2 separate regions of the Homo sapiens genome follow, and region 2 is linked to region 1. The links are chromatin contacts, found by Hi-C or POLR2A ChIA-PET in ENCODE. All regions are on one chromosome and are shown on one strand. The core of a region is the stretch at or near the end of the contact, and the rest is flanking DNA. Distances in the headings are between cores, read along the strand shown. Region 1 holds the start of PSMA6 (proteasome 20S subunit alpha 6). Region 2 holds the start of BRMS1L (BRMS1 like transcriptional repressor).

What was found. Hi-C counts contacts between places; a loop is a spot of excess contacts on that map. ChIA-PET counts read pairs that join two places held with the same protein, here RNA polymerase II (POLR2A). Pooled maps may share reads with other maps.
Region 2: a map of CD8-positive, alpha-beta T cell shows a loop between it and region 1 (27-fold over the local background). The contact joins the promoter of BRMS1L here to the promoter of PSMA6 in region 1. A Hi-C loop is called at or near these places in 8 of 168 maps with a recorded cell type or tissue (B cell, CD4-positive, alpha-beta T cell, CD4-positive, alpha-beta memory T cell and 3 more), 9 of 37 single-sample maps with no recorded cell type and 17 of 50 pooled maps. POLR2A ChIA-PET finds 5 or more read pairs at or near these places in 12 of 52 experiments (B cell, BJ, Caco-2 and 7 more).

The regions. Positions count from the first base shown.
Region 1 is chr14:35,289,255-35,296,852 of GRCh38, reverse strand. It overlaps PSMA6 (proteasome 20S subunit alpha 6), which reads right to left and starts at 4,471. Exons shown (of 7, transcript NM_002791.3): 1 at 4,301-4,471. The coding sequence starts at 4,376. The region is part of intron 9 of PRORP-PSMA6 (PRORP-PSMA6 readthrough); the gene reads right to left. RefSeq lists enhancers at 2,375-2,554, 4,008-4,067, 4,148-4,267, 4,388-4,467, 4,184-4,770.
Region 2 is chr14:35,823,641-35,831,238 of GRCh38, reverse strand. It overlaps BRMS1L (BRMS1 like transcriptional repressor), which reads right to left and starts at 4,901. Exons shown (of 10, transcript NM_032352.4): 1 at 4,581-4,901. The coding sequence starts at 4,722. RefSeq lists silencers at 4,341-4,510, 4,761-4,860.

The sequences.
Region 1 (7,598 bases), core at 3,222-5,721:
TGTATGTGTATGCATGCACACACATGCATTGAATTTCAAATCAGATTCAAAGAGGGCATGAGAAGCCTGGGTTGAGAAATACTGCTTTGAAATAAGAATATTTTTTAAATTGCAAAAGAGGCAAATGGTAAGTACTTCTCAGTCATTTGTGAAATTTCTGACTCCATTTACATCAGCCATTTGTTTCTTCTTGACAGTATCCCCTACAGAAAATACTAATTGAAGGCGGGGCATGGTGGCTCACGCTTGTAATCCCAGAACTTTGGGAGGCCGAGGTGGGCAGATCATGAGGTCAGGAGTTCAAGACCAACCTGGCCAACATAGTGAAACCCTGTTTCTACAAAAAATACAAAAACTAGCCGGGCATGGTGGCAGGCGCCTGTAATCCCAGCTACTCGGGAGGCTGAGGCAGGAGAATCACTTGAACCCAGAAGGCAGAGGTTGCAGTGAGCTGAGATCACGCCATTGCACTCTAGCCTGGGCGACCAAGTGAGACTGTCTCAAAAACAAACAAACAAACAAACAAACAAACACCCAGAAAACATTGAGTGCTTACTATATATACCGGGCAATGTTTTAAATGCTTTACATTTATTAACTAATTAAATCCTTAAAGCCCTATAAGGTAGGTGGTTATTATCTTTATTTTACAGATAAAAAGTTCTTAGAGTTGGTATGCAGTAAGGACTTGAACTCAGGAATTCTGGCTTCAATACACAATGACACTTCTACATTTTATTTTCAGTATGTCTCCACCAGTCCATTTCTTTCTAGTTCCCTATCAGCACGCTCCCTTCTTTGTAGCAACCAGGCAGTGCTCACATACACCTGTCAAGCAAATCCAAATGACCACTCCTCTTCTCCTTTGCCAGACCTATCCAGCAAAGGATCAGCAAACAGAAGAGAAGGGCCTACAAGTAGCCAGGCTGAATTTGGCCAACTAGGGCCTCAGTCCCATTCCCCCTACAATGCACCTCCTCCCTCTAGTAACTTGGGCAATTCCTGAAAATAGATTACAAAGCTAGGTGTTCTACAATTTTTAACAAATGAATACATGCACACACATACAACCTGCATATGTACATTAAGAGAAATATTTCAGGCCGAGCGCAATGGCTCATGCCTGTAATCCCAGCACTTTGGGAGGCCGAGGTGGGTGGATCACCTGAAGTCAGGAGTTCAAGACCAGCCAGACCAACATGGTGAAACCCCATCTCTATTAAAACTGCAAAATTAGCCAGGAGTGGTGGCACATGTCTGTAATCCCAGCTACTTGGGAGGCTGAGGCAGGAGAATCGCTTGAACCTGGGAGGTGGAGGTTTCAGTGAGCTGAGATCACGGCCATTGCACTCCAGCCTGGGCAACAAGAGCGCAACTCTGTCTCAAAGGGAAAAAAAAAAAAAAGAAAAAGTCTTTCTCTCCACTCCCTGGGAGCAAACACTGCCAATAATATGTTATTAATAATTATAAAGTATGTTTATAATTATGATTGGCATTACAACTTTTTTTTTTTTTTAGATGGAGTCTAGCTCTGTCACCCAGTCTGGAGGTGCAATGGCACGGTCTTGGCTCACTGCAACCTCTGCCTCCTAGGTTCAAGCGATTCTTGTGCCTCAGCTTCCTGAGGAGGTAGGACTACAGGCACGCCAGCACAAGCAGCTAGTTTTTTGTATTTTTAGTAGAGACAGAGTTTCACCATGTTGGTCAGGCTGGTCTTCAACTCCTGACCTCAGGTAATCTGCCCACCTCGCCCTCCCAAAGTGCTGGGATTACAGGTGTGAGGCACTGCACCTGGCCAAGCATTATAACTTTAAATGTCTACCTCTATTTTTTGATATATCAACTTTAGACGACATTTATCTTTTGAGTCCCAAGTATGGAAGATAAAGAGCATAGTTACCTTCCATTAATCTCCCCTCATCATCATCCCATTTTTAAAATATTATTTTCCTACTGTCAATGTTAACAACTTGCATCCTATAATCCTTCCATGCTTTGTCTTTGGAGGATTCTAAAGTTTACAAACAGACAGTATTTAGAATATTATGATTATGTATATATTTTACTGGAGAACTAAGCATGGAAGGACCCATAAAAAGGGAAATATTCCATACAGAGCTACTAATCTAATAGACCAAAAAAAAAAGGGGGGGCCAAAGAATCAAACAAGCATCTAATAACATTCACTGAGCATTTACTATGTGGCAGGCACACGTTAAGCACTCTACATACATTGCCTTATTTAATTCTCAAAACCACCATTTAAGGAAGAATTATTATGAGCCCAACTTTGGAAAGAGAAACTAAGGCTAAGGTTACATACCTGGCAAGTGCCCAGATCAGGTAGTATGGAGCAGGGCAGAGATTTGAATCCATGTATGACTCCAGGGCCTGAACTCTTCACTATACTGCTTGCTCATACTACTCTTTCACTTTCATTTTCCTAACAATGTCTAATTAATGCCCTGAATAGCAGAGGGAGTGTGTTATTCACAGAGATTAAAATCATTCTGTCTAGGCTGGTGCTAGGCCCGGTGCTCACGCCTGTAATCCCAGCACTTTGGGAGGCCGAGGTGGGTGGATCACCTGAGGTTGGGAGTTCGAGATCAACATGGAGAAACCTCGTCTCTACTAAAAATACAAAATTAGCCAGGCGTGGTGGCGCATGCCTGTAATCCCAGTACTTGGGAGGCTGAGGCAGAATTGCTTGAACCCGGGAGGCGGAGATTGCGGGGAGCCGAGATCGCGCCATTGCACTCCAGCCTAGGCAACAAGAGTGAAGCTCTGTCTCAAAAAAATAAAAATAAATAAAAAATCATTCTGTCTAGATAATGAACTTGTTTTCAGATAGATGTTCTCTTCCAAATCTTTTAAAACCATCACAATGACACTGTGTTCAGCCTTTCCACTCACCAAATCTGGGAAGCATTAACGATTATGCTTTATGGCTGGACTTCACAATACAGTATATAGAAACAAAGTAAAGGTCTCAGAGTGACTTTTCCTGTTCACATATTAAAAATCACGAATGGAACGCTGAAAGCAGTAGTCTAATATACGAAAATTATTTAAAACTCAGGAATTTAATACAATAAATGAAAATTCTTTGAGGATACAGTTATCTCTTTGTTCTATCTTTAATCATGTTTTTCAATTGGGGATAAATTAAAAGGGCTACTGAATTATCCAACAAGATGTTTCTTGCTACATTATATACACTATGCAGTAATACACTGAGCAGTTTCATTCCAAGTTATCTTTAACTCTATTTCTAAAATTTACAGGTGAAGAGAACCTCATTTACAGACCAACTCTCTCCTTATGATTCCAAGCACAGATGATTATATTACTGTGCAAGACACGGAGCCACTAAACTCATTCAAAAATAAAACCATCACGGACCAGATGTAAATCAAGCCCTCCTGACACTAAATTCTCTATGGTAAGAGATCAAGGGTCTGGCTTATAATCATAACCTAAACCTTGACACCGTTTCAGCGCAATACATTACTATTCCGAGTAACTGATAGTTTCTTTCCACTACAGGTGTTCTTCAGTAAACTAGTACACAGTACCTCATCTACAACTCAGAATCGGCATTTAAATTACAGGAGCATTCAAACAGATGTGGGTAAAAAGGGGATGCCAATCTCAAGAGCAGCTCTAGAATTGAGTCACTCATTCTATCAGATTCCCAAAGATGTCTTGAACTCTGTAGATATTTGTAAATTGGCACTTTTAATTTTTTTTATCCGTTTGTTTAACGTATCTGTCACTCTAAGCTGTGAGCTTCAGTATAGAAGAGGGTGTAACATTCACATTTGTATCTCCTAGGACTAGCAGTGTCTGGTATATAGCAGGCTTCGAGTGCCTGTGTGGAATTAACCACAGAAGTCCATGCTGCAAACAAAGGAAAACGGAGAGGAGGCATTTTAGTTGAGACGTTAAGGAATCAATTACCCTTTAGAAACAGACCTTGTGCCTGGCCAGGACAGAATACAATAACTGAAGGGGCCTCACGAAGCCGGAGTCAGGCATTACAGCCCTATCTTCCTTAACTCTCCATTGGGTCTACGCAGTGTGGCCGCTCGCCCTGCAGAGACAGGCCTTCAGGCCCCCGATCCCTGCGTCCAGACGGGGGTGCAAACACCACAGAGCTCAATCCAGCTTCAGCCGTTCTCCCTTCCCAGCTCCAGCCCAGCTTCGGCCCCAGACTAAACCCGGGCCGCGTCTGCTCGCTCCAGGCACGTACCATGACAGGGCAATTCAGGTGGCCCACAGGCGAACCTGGTTCACTCACCTACTTGGTAGAGCCGACCCTCGGGTGAAAAAATGGTAATGTGGCGGTCAAAACCGGCGCTGGAACCACGGGACATGTTGGTAGAAGCACTACTTTAAACACAATCCCTGGGCCCCGTAGCTCCCGCACCAGGCACACAAGCACCTCCCGGAAGTTGCAGCGACTGCTTCCGGGGTACCAGCCGCGTTTCTTCCGCTCTTGCATGCCGAACTCACGGCTCTGGAGCCAGTTCGAGCACTGAGCTCTGAGGCCCCGCCCCCTAAGGGGGTGGTGGAGTGAGGGCGGGAGGCCTTTGAAGGTATGCGCCTGCGCCAAGCAGGCCTCTTGAGTGGATAGACGTGAAACTTGGGTCGTGGCGCTTTCAGGCTTTCATCTGGAGAATGAATTGACTATAGCAAGGACGAAAAGGCTTCCTGGGGGCCCAGAATAGCGATTTGCCTATCAGTGTGACCTAAATAGAACGTGTAATTAACAAGTCTCTTACATGCATCCTGTGTCTGGTCAGACTGCTGGCTTGCCTTCTTCCTAACCTCTTTTATCCTCCACTTTCATTCCTATTACGGGGGAAACAGGTTGCAGCTGCAGCTGCAGCCGTTAAATTTAGGCACTGAAGGAAGCGGGTTCAAGCAGCCGCTGGAAAGAACATTATTTTCTGACAGCCAGGCAAGATCTTCTTTTGGCCAGCAGCCCCGACAATTTTTAGTCTTTTTTTTTTTTTTTTTTTTTTTTGAGACAGAGTTTCGCCCTTGTTGCCCAGGCTGGAGTGCAATGGCGCGATCTCGGCTGACTGCAACCTCCCCCTCCTGAGTTCAAGCGATTCTCCTGCCTCATCCTCCCGAGTAGCTGGGATTATAGGCGTGTGCCACCAGGACCGGCTAATTTTGTATTTTTAGTAGAGGCGGGGTTTCGCCATGTTGGTCAGGCAGCTCTCGAACTCCTGAGCCCAAGTGATCCACCTTCCTCGGCCTCCCAGAGTGCTGGGATTACAGGCTTGAGCCACAGTGCCCAGGCAATTTTTAGTCTTGAAAGCGGAGGCCGGGCGCGGTGGCTCACGCCTGTAATCCCAGCACTTTGGGAGACCAAGGCGGGCGGATCACGAGGTCAGGAGATTGAGACCATCCTGGCTAACACGGTGAAACCCCGTCTCTACTAAAAAATACAAAAAAAATTAGCCAGGCGTGGTGGCGGGCGCCTGTAGTCCCATATACTTGGGAGGCTGAGGCAGGAGAACGGCGTGAACCGGAGAGGCGGAGCTTGCAGTGAGCCGAGATCATGCCACTGCACTCCAGCCTGGGCGACAGAGCGAGACTCCGTCTCAAAAAAAAAAAAAAAGAAAGAAAGCCTAACTCCAGCCTGGCCAACATAGGAAGGCCCCGTCTCTACAAAAAATAAAATTAGCTGTGCGTGGTGGCGCGCGCCAGTAGTCCCAGCTACTCGGGGGGCTAAGGTGGGAGGATGGCTTGAGCCCAGGAGATCCAGGTTGCAGTGAGCTATGATCACGCCACTGCACTCCAGCCTGGGCGACAGAGGAAGATCTATCTAAATAAAAAAAAAAAAATGTGGAACTGAGGTTGAAATACGAGTAATGGGGAATGAGGTTAAGCACCCTTGATTAATAATGAACTAGAGCTGAGGGGATGGGGCTTAGAGCAGCTAGTGTTGCATGGATTAATGAGAGTAATTCCAAGCTGGCGAGGTAGCTCCGGGAGAAGAGCAGGTGGCTTTTCAAATCGCAAATTTGTGCCTATTTTGACTTTCCCCAAGGCACACTCCCATTTAATGAATACAAAATGCAAAACATAATGTTAGGATAGTTGTTTTTCTCCCCAGATAAAGATGGTTTGTGTACAAGGAAGGCAAGATACACTAATGTTTGTGGCACTGTAATGCCTGCTGTAATACTGAAGTAGGGATTCTTACTCCTTTAATGTATTTCCTAAACTAACTTTCTATTTTAAAGAAAAAATGTTCTAAGACCTTCATAAGGGAATTCCAATTTCTCAAGTGTTTTTAAAAATTAATTTCTATTTTATTAATCTAAAAAATCCCAAACTGAAACATGGTTAAGAAAACGGTAAATGCATACAGCATCTCTGGCACAAAGGGTACTTTCCAGCACTGGCTAGTTCCCAAGTGGACTGATAAAAGTTTTCCCTTGCTTCTGGTTCAGGTCCCTACTCTCAGGACCAACTCCTCTTGACCTTTTGAAGACTTTTGTCTTCTCAGACTCTGAAAGAGCCTGGTATACTGTAATTCCTACTGTTTGCCTGCATAGTCAGAGTTCTCGGTAAGGCTGCTAGGAGGATGAACTTAGTCTCACAGCCTCAACAGCTGGCTCTATACTGATGTCTCCTGAATTTAGGTCTCTAGCTGGACCCTTCTCTGGAACTGGATCTTCTCTAATTGCCAATGGGATATTTTTCACATTGAGACATATGGCACCTCAAAACCCCACGTTTGAAAGAGAACTCCTTATCTCATCTATTCCCTCTCAAGCGAATTCCTGCCCCTTGTACCACATTTTCCAAGTCTTCAGAGCCAAAACTTTGTAGCAGTCTTAATTTCTTAATACTTCTCCCCCTCTGCCTTCATTTGTTCCTGCTCTGCTATTCTGCCTTTTTTTTTTTTTTTTTTTTTGAAATGCGGTATTGCTCTGTCACCCAGACTGGAGTGCAGTGGCATGATCACTGCAGCCTTGAACTCCTGCGCTCAAGTGATCCTCTGGCCTCAGCCTCCCAAGGAGCTGGGACTGCAGCTGCACACCAACAGTCCTGGCTAGTTTAAAAAAAATTTTTTTTAGAGACTAGGTTTCACTGTATTGCCCAGGCCAGCCTCAAACTCCTGGCCTCAAGGGATCCTTTGGCCTTAGCCTCCTGAGTATCTTTTTTCTTTCTGTTATATAATTCATAAATTTAGGCTGGGCGTGGTGCAACACCTGTAATCCCAGCACTTTGGGAGGCTGAGGTGGGTGGATCATTTGAGGTCAGGAGTTAAAGACCACCCTGGCGAACATGGTGAAACCTCATCTCTATTAAAATACAACAACAACAAAAAAAGCCATGCAGTAATGGTGTGCACCTGTAATCCCAGCTACTCGGGAGAGGTTGAGGCAGGAGAATCGCTTGAGCCTGGGAGGTGGGGGTTGCAGTGAGCTGAGATCATGCCACTGCACTCCAGTCTGGGCAACAGAGTGAGACCTTGTCTCAAAAAAAAAAAAATCATAAATTTGTTCACTGTTTATTGTCCCTCATGCCCACCCACAATTTAACCTCTGTGATGGCAAGGATTTTTGTTTTGT
Region 2 (7,598 bases), core at 3,652-6,151, 530 kb before region 1:
GCTGGGCGTAGTGGCTCATGCCTCTAATTCCAGCAGTTTGGAAGGCCAAGTCAGGAGGACAGATTGAGCCCAGGACTTCAAGATCAGCCTGGGCAACAGAGGAAGACCCCATCTCTACAAAATATAAAAATATTAGCTGGGCACGGTACCATGAGCCTGTAGTCTCACCTACCAGGAGGCTGAGGCAGGAGGATCGCCTGAGCCCAGGAGTTGGAGGCTGCAGTAAGCCATGATTGTGACACTGCACTCCACCCTGGGTGACAGAGTGACCTAGTCTAAAAAAAAAAAAAAAAAAAATCCACTATAGATTTAATCTAAAATACAGATGAGTATATAAAACTATACTGGTCTCTAGACCCTCTTACTTTTATTCATTTTTAAATCACTTTAAAGGACTGACTATAAGCTATAACTATAAAGTAATTAGCCCACATTTGGTTTGTTTTCCACCAACTCACCAGAATGTAGCACCAAAATGACTGTGTCCTTTAAAGGCTAACATTGCTCAAAAACATTTTTGGGATTCTTCTTTCAGAACTGCTCACATGGCTGATTTGCCTGTCACATAAAAAAAGAAAAGTGGCCGGGTGTGGTGGCTCATGCCTGTAATCCCAGCACTTTGGGAGGCTGAGGCTGGAGGATTGCTCGAGCTCAAGCGTTCAAGACCAGCCTGGGCAACATGGTGAAACCCCATCTCTAATAAAAATACAAAAATTAGCCAGACATAGTGGTGGATGCCTGTAGTCCCAACTGCTCGAGAGACCGAAGTGGGAGGATCGTTTGAACTTGATAGGCAGAGGTTGCAGTGAGCCAAGATTGCGCCAGCCTGGGCAACAGAGATCCTGTCTCAAAAATAAAAAGTGAAAGAAAGGCCAGGCATGGTGGCTCACTCCTGTAATCCCAGCACTTTGGGAGGCTGAGGCAGGCGGATCACCTGAGGTCAGGAGTTCGAGACCAGCCTGACCAACATGGAGAAAACCCATCTCTACTAAAAATACAAAATTAGCTGGGCGTGGTGGCACATGCCTGTAATCCCAGCTACCTGGGAGGTTGAGGCAGGAGAATCGCTTGAACCCAGGAGGTGGAGGTTGTGGTGAGCCAAGATCGTGCCATTGCACTCTAGCCTGGGCAACAAGAGCGAAACTCCATCTCAAAAAAAGGAAAAAAAAAGAAAAAGAAAAAGGAAAACTAATCTTATTATGTTTACCACAGGCTCTCCTGGTCTGCCATTCCTACGTTCCCTTATTCCGTCTACCCATATTACTATCAGTGAGAAAGAGGCAAATGAGGAGGAAAATACAAACTTTTTAAGGAAAGCAACTGTTAATTACCAGGTCTGTCCTATAGTCCACATTTTCTATGTTCATATCACATATATTCATTCATCAAAATAACTGAAGCACAAAATGATCTGCATCTTGATCTTCATCAAATAAAAGTCAAACTATGAGAAAGAGTTAAATCATGTTCAATTATTTTTATATAACATGGAAGGCTGACTCATTTTTTTCTCATTTTCTAAAACAGATTAAAAATACTTCTGGCTTTTGATTGCTTACTTCTTGGCTACTCAAAACTTGGTCCCTCAAGATGACTCACTATCCAAGTTCTCTGGATAGTAGAGGCTTTTCCGTAGCCTTAGAATTTGCTCAGCACCAACATTTGAGAAGAAAACACTGTGAAAGTTTAACATGAAAGACATATGGTAGAACAGAGATGCTTTAACAGAAGCAAACTGCAAAATTTATTTAAACAATTTCTTTGCACTTAAAATTTTGACTTGTAGTTCAAATTATTATCACATTCTTCAAAAATTAAGTTGTTCATTATTTTTTGGGATGGAATTTTTAAAAGTTAAAAATCACAAGAGTCAACATAAAAATTATAGGGGGAGAATTTTAACAAATAGAATTTTATGAGATCCTTGCTCCTATCATAAATGCAAGAACATCTGAAGACAAAATACTTTATAGATCTAAGAAACATATTCACCAACAGGCCAGGTGCAGTGGCTCCCGCCTGTAATCCCAGCACTTTGGGAGGCAGAGTCGGGTGGATCACTTGAAGTCAGGAGTTCAAGACCAGCCTGGCCAACGTGGCAAAACCCCATCTCTACTAAAAACACAAAAATTAGCCGGGTGTGTTGGAGGATGCCTGTAATCCCAGCTACTCAGGAGGCTGAGGCTGGAGAATCTAATCCAGGAGGCAGAGGTTGCAGCGAGCCAAGATCGTGCCACTGCACTCCAGCCTGGGTGACAGAGCAAGACTGTCTCAAAAAAAAGAAAAAAAAAAAAGAAATATATTCCCATACAGTCTCCTTTCTCTATATTCCCCGCTTTTGAAATCTCACCTACTTTCATGGCAAGGCAGATGACTTACAAATTATTCTCCCCTTCCCATATCGGGCAGGTTCCAATGTCACATTTCCATTTGTCAGTTGGGCAATCTTAAGCATACTGCCATCACTCCAAAAGCAACACGTCGGCCAGGCACGGTGGCTCACACCTATAATCCTAACACTTGGGGAGGCCGAGGCAGGCAGATCACCTGAGGTCAGGAGTTCAAGACCATCCTGGCCAACATGGTGAAACACAAAAATTATCTGAGCGTGGCGGCGCATGCCTGTAATCCCAGCTACTCGGGAGGCTGAGGCAGGAGAATTGCTTGTACCCTGGAGGTGGAGGTTGCAGTGAGCCAAGATGATGCCATTGCACTCCAGCCTGGGTGCCAAGAGCAAAACTCCTTCTCAAAAAAAAAAAAAAAAAAAGGCTGGGAATGGTAGCTCATGCCTGTAATCCCAGCACATTGGGAGGTTGAAGTGGGTGGATCACGAGGTCAGGAGTTCGAGACCAGCCTGGACAACATGGAGAAACCCTGTCTCTACTAAAAATACAAAAAATTAGCTTGGTGTGGTGGCACCCGCCTATAATCACAGCTACTCGGGAGGCTAAGGCAGGAGAATTGCTTGAACCCAGGAGGCGGAGGTTGCAGTGAGCCAAGATCACGCCATTACACTCCAGCCTGGGCAACAGAGCGAGACTCCATCTCAAAGAGAGAAAAGAAAAAAAAAAGCAACATGTCTGAAATACTCTTTTCTTTCACCTTCATCTCAAATCTTTCACTTTTCTATTTCTGTTGATGCTACCGCCACTCTCCTTGTATCTTGGTTTTTCTCTTACCTTCAATCCTAAACTTGCATTCATCAATCCTGTTTTGTGCTTTCTTTGAAATCACTCACATCTATACTTTCCTGTTCTTTTCCGAGCTCAACTCCTTCTCCCAAGGTTTTCACGCTCTTTTGAATAAGCCCCAAACTCTGGCCCTTGTACTTTTTCTTACATCCCTCTCCCTGCAGGGATACCCACCACCCCAAACCAAATTCTACTCATTCTTCAAGATAATTAAGGTAATCCCACCTTCTTCAGCTAGGCTTTGTGACCACCCAATATTGAAACGATTTCCTCTGCCTCTGAATTCCTACAGCAACATTTAGTTAAGCATTCATTTGGCAATTTAATCAAGTGGTGACTTATGATAGCTTTTTAAGTGAGCCCAGATAATAACTATTTATCCCTCATATTGAGTACTGTCCAGTGCTGCACAAAGAAGTCACTCATAAATATTTTTGGATGGCTGATTTACTGATTGAAATTATATCCTTCCATGGAGATTTGCTTTGCAAGGGAAACATGAAAAGAGGGCATCTGGGTGATACTAGGCTGTCATCAACCTATCATCAATGCTTCCTTTACATGACCAAAATCAGGCCAAGACAAAGAAGTCAGTCTCATCTCCATCATTTGAATCGAAAGAAAATAATCCCGGTAATCACAAATTCCATTTCACTTTAGAATAACCATTCCTAAAAGTTTGCAAAATTTATTTGTAGTGTTAATCTGCCCTCCTCCCCCACCCAAAATAATTTAAAACAGCCCAAAGTTAGAAAAAACTGAAGGGAAGAAAAGACTTGGAGAATTTTCAACGCTGCCAAAACTCAGCCAATTTATAAGCATATGAAGATCCAAAATGAGCCCGAATGTTGGTCCCTTCCTCTCAGTCTTGCAAACTTCAGGGAGCTACTGAACGGGACCGCTCTCAAGTTAGCCCCCGAAAAGACACTGATGTAAAAGTGCTGACCGGCAAGTTGACTTGCAAACTGAGGTTAATTACTAAGCCGACCCTCTGTCCCGGCAACTCACTTGCGCTGAGAAGTGAGGGTTGCAAAGGTGAAAATAGGGAAAGAGGTCGGTGGGCTGGGGAGAGGAGGCATTTCCAGTTTGTCTGCTGCGGGAAGTTGTCCGCCTGGGCTGGTCGCTCCAGAGCACCACCGGGGGCAGGACCACGCCGCGTTTGGGAGCTGGACAAGCCCAGGCCCGCCCCGCCCCGCCGCCGGGACCCATCAGGAGCCAGACAGCGCCCAGCGACCGGTCAGGGTGCAGCCCAGGGCCCAGAGCCAGTCTCCGCCCCTTCCCTCTGTCCCCGCCCCGCTTTCCCAGCAGGACGCAGCCGCCTGGCGTGCGGAGAGCGGCCTGTCGCGCGCTGGGCGCGGGGACTCAGGGTCCCAGCAGTGGGTCGCGCACCTGAGCTATCTCCATCCTCGGAGACCGACGAGCTCTCAGTGTCCTCGTCCTCGGAGCTGCTCCCCTCATTTTCGGCGTAGTCCACCTCCATCTCATCGTGATGGTTGGTCTCCTTCTTATCCCCTCGGGAATGGACTGGCATTTTCCAGCCGCGCCGTCGCTTTCCACTACCGGCGCCCAGCCCGGCCACCGCCGCTTCAATGAAGGGCGCGCGGAACGCCCCAACCCACCCAGCCACCGAGCTTGCTCGCCCCCTTGGCTCCTCCCCGCCCCCGGCCCGGGCCTCACAACCTAACCCGCAGGCTCTGCGATGGGAGCTCTGCCATTGGCGGAGGCCTTCCACCGAGCCAGAGGGCGGGGGCTTGCCCTGCTCTGGTACGATTGGTTGCCCGCAATTACGACGCGGCCTTCCGATGCTTGCCGGGAGTTGTAGTTCGTAGGTCTCAGACCTGCAGGGGCTGCACGCTTCCATCCCTCGGCAGCCCTGATCACTTCTTCCTTCTGGACTTCAAGTCCCACAAGGCACGAAAGCTGACACTCTGGATCGCAGTTTATAAACTAAACAGAAACAGATTGTGCGAATTTAGTCTGTATTTATCTATTTCCCGCCAAGTGATTGTTTGACCTGCCTGACCATCAGAGATGTTACTGTTAGATGTGAAAATGTCTTTTGCCTAAAAGGATCTTTGCCTGCTCATTGAGCCTGGGGAACTGGAGAACCATCTGTTTTACTAAGCACCTTTATTACCTACCATTAATAAACTGTTTTATTTAATTATTAACTATAGACGATAACTTGCACTTTCTGTGTTGTGCAAAAATCTTTAAATTATTCTTGAAACTTTTACAATACAGAAGGTAAGGAAGTTTTATCTTGGCATTTTCAATCTAATATTTTTGGCATTTATTTTTTACCAAATGCAGTCGGAAAATGCCATCAGTCCTGATTTAACTTTAGTTTTCAATGAAAAATACATACTTAACCAGATGTACTTTCTCAAAAAAAGGGTACATAGCTCCCTCTCCCTCTCCCTCGCCCTCGCCCTCGCCCTCGCCCTCTCCACGGTCTCCCTCTCCCTCTCTTTCCACGGTCTCCCACTGATGCCGAGCCGAAGCTGGACTGTACTGCTGCCATCTCGGCTCACTGCAACCTCCCTGCCTGATTCTCCTGCCTCAGCCTGCCGAGTGCCTGCGATTGCAGGCGCGTGCCGCCACGCCTGACTGGTTTTCGTATTTTTTTGGTGGAGACGGTTTCGCTGTGTTGGCCGGGCTGGTCTCCAGCTCCTAACCGCGAATGATCCGCCAGCCCCGACCTCCCGAGGTGCCGGGATTGCAGACGGAGTCTCGTTCACTCAGTGCTCAATGGTGCCCAGGCTGGAGTGCAGTGGCGTGATCTCGGCTCGCTACAACCACCTCCCAGCCGCCTGCCTTGGCCTCCCAAAGAGCCGAGATTGCAGCCTCTGCCCGGCCGCCACCCCGTCTGGGAAGTGAGGAGCGTCTCTGCCTGGCCGCCCATCGTCTGGGATGTGAGGAGCCCCTCTACCTGGCTGCCCAGTCTGGAAAGTGAGGAGCGTCTCTGCCCGGCCGCCATCCCATCTAGGAAGTGAGGAGCGTCTCTGCCTGGCAGCCCATCGTCTGGGATGTGGGGAGCACCTCTGCCCCGCCGCCCCGTCTGGGATGTGAGGAGCGCCTCTGCCCAGCCGCGACCCCGTCTGGGAGGTGAGGAGCGTCTCTGCCCGGCCACCCCGTCTGAGAAGTGAGGAGACCCTCTGCCCGGCAACCGCCCCGTCTGAGAAGTGAGGAGCCCCTCCGCCCGGCAGCCGCCCCGTCTGAGAAGTGAGGAGCCCCTCCGTCCGGCAGCCACCCCGTCTGGGAAGTGAAGAGCGTCTCCGCCCGGCAGCCACCCCGTCCGGGAGGGAGGTGGGGGTCAGCCCCCGCCAGGCCAGCCTCCCGGACGGGAGGGAGGTGGGGGGGTCAGCGCCCCGCCCGGCCAGCCGCCCCTTCCGGGAGGGAGGTGGGGGGGTCAGCGCCCCGCCCGGCCAGCCGCCCCTTCTGGGAGGGAGGTTGGGGGTCAGCCCCCTGCCCGGCCAGCCGCCCCGCCCGGGAGGTGAGGGGCGCCTCTGCCCGGCCGCCCCTACTGGGAAGTGAGGAGCCCCTCTGCCCGGCCACCACCCCGTCTGGGAGGTGTGCCCAACAGCTCATTGAGAACGGGCCAGGATGACAATGGCGGCTTTGTGGAATAGAAAGGCGGGAAAGGTGGGGAAAAGATTGAGAAATCGGATGGTTGCCGTGTCTGTGTAGAAAGAAGTAGACATGGGAGACTTGTCATTTTGTTCTGTACTAAGAAAACTTCTTCTGCCTTGGGATCCTGTTGATCTGTGACCTTACCCCCAACCCTGTGCTCTCTGAAACATGTGCTGTGTCCACTCAGGGTTAAATGGATTAAGGTCGGTGCAAGATGTGCTTTGTTAAACAGATGCTTGAAGGCAGCATGCTCGTTAAGAGTCATCACCACTCCCTAATCTCAGGTACCCAGGGACACAAACACTGCGGAAGGCCGCAGGGTCCTCTGCCTAGGAAAACCAGAGACCTTTGTTCACTTGTTTATCTGCTGACCTTCCCTCCACTATTGTCCTATGACCCTGCCAAATCCCCCTCTGCGAGAAACACCCAAGAATGATCAATAAAAATAAATAAATAAATAAATAAATAAATAAAGGGTACATAGACAAGGAAGCCTCAATAGGTATCATAACTCATTAAGTGACCATTTATCCTCTGTATCAGGTATCTTGGTAAGCCCTTTACATGGGTTTAGTGAGTTTAATTCTCAATTTAATAGCCCTGAGTTAGGTGCCATTGTTATTCCCATTTTACGGATAAGGAAACTTCATTTGCAGACCAATCTTAAAACTATATTTTACCCCTTATAACGACAGGGTTTCTTCTTCTTGAAGTGGCAATTTGCTATTGAAAGATAGTACAGGCCGGCAGGGTGGCTAACGCCTGTAGTCCCCA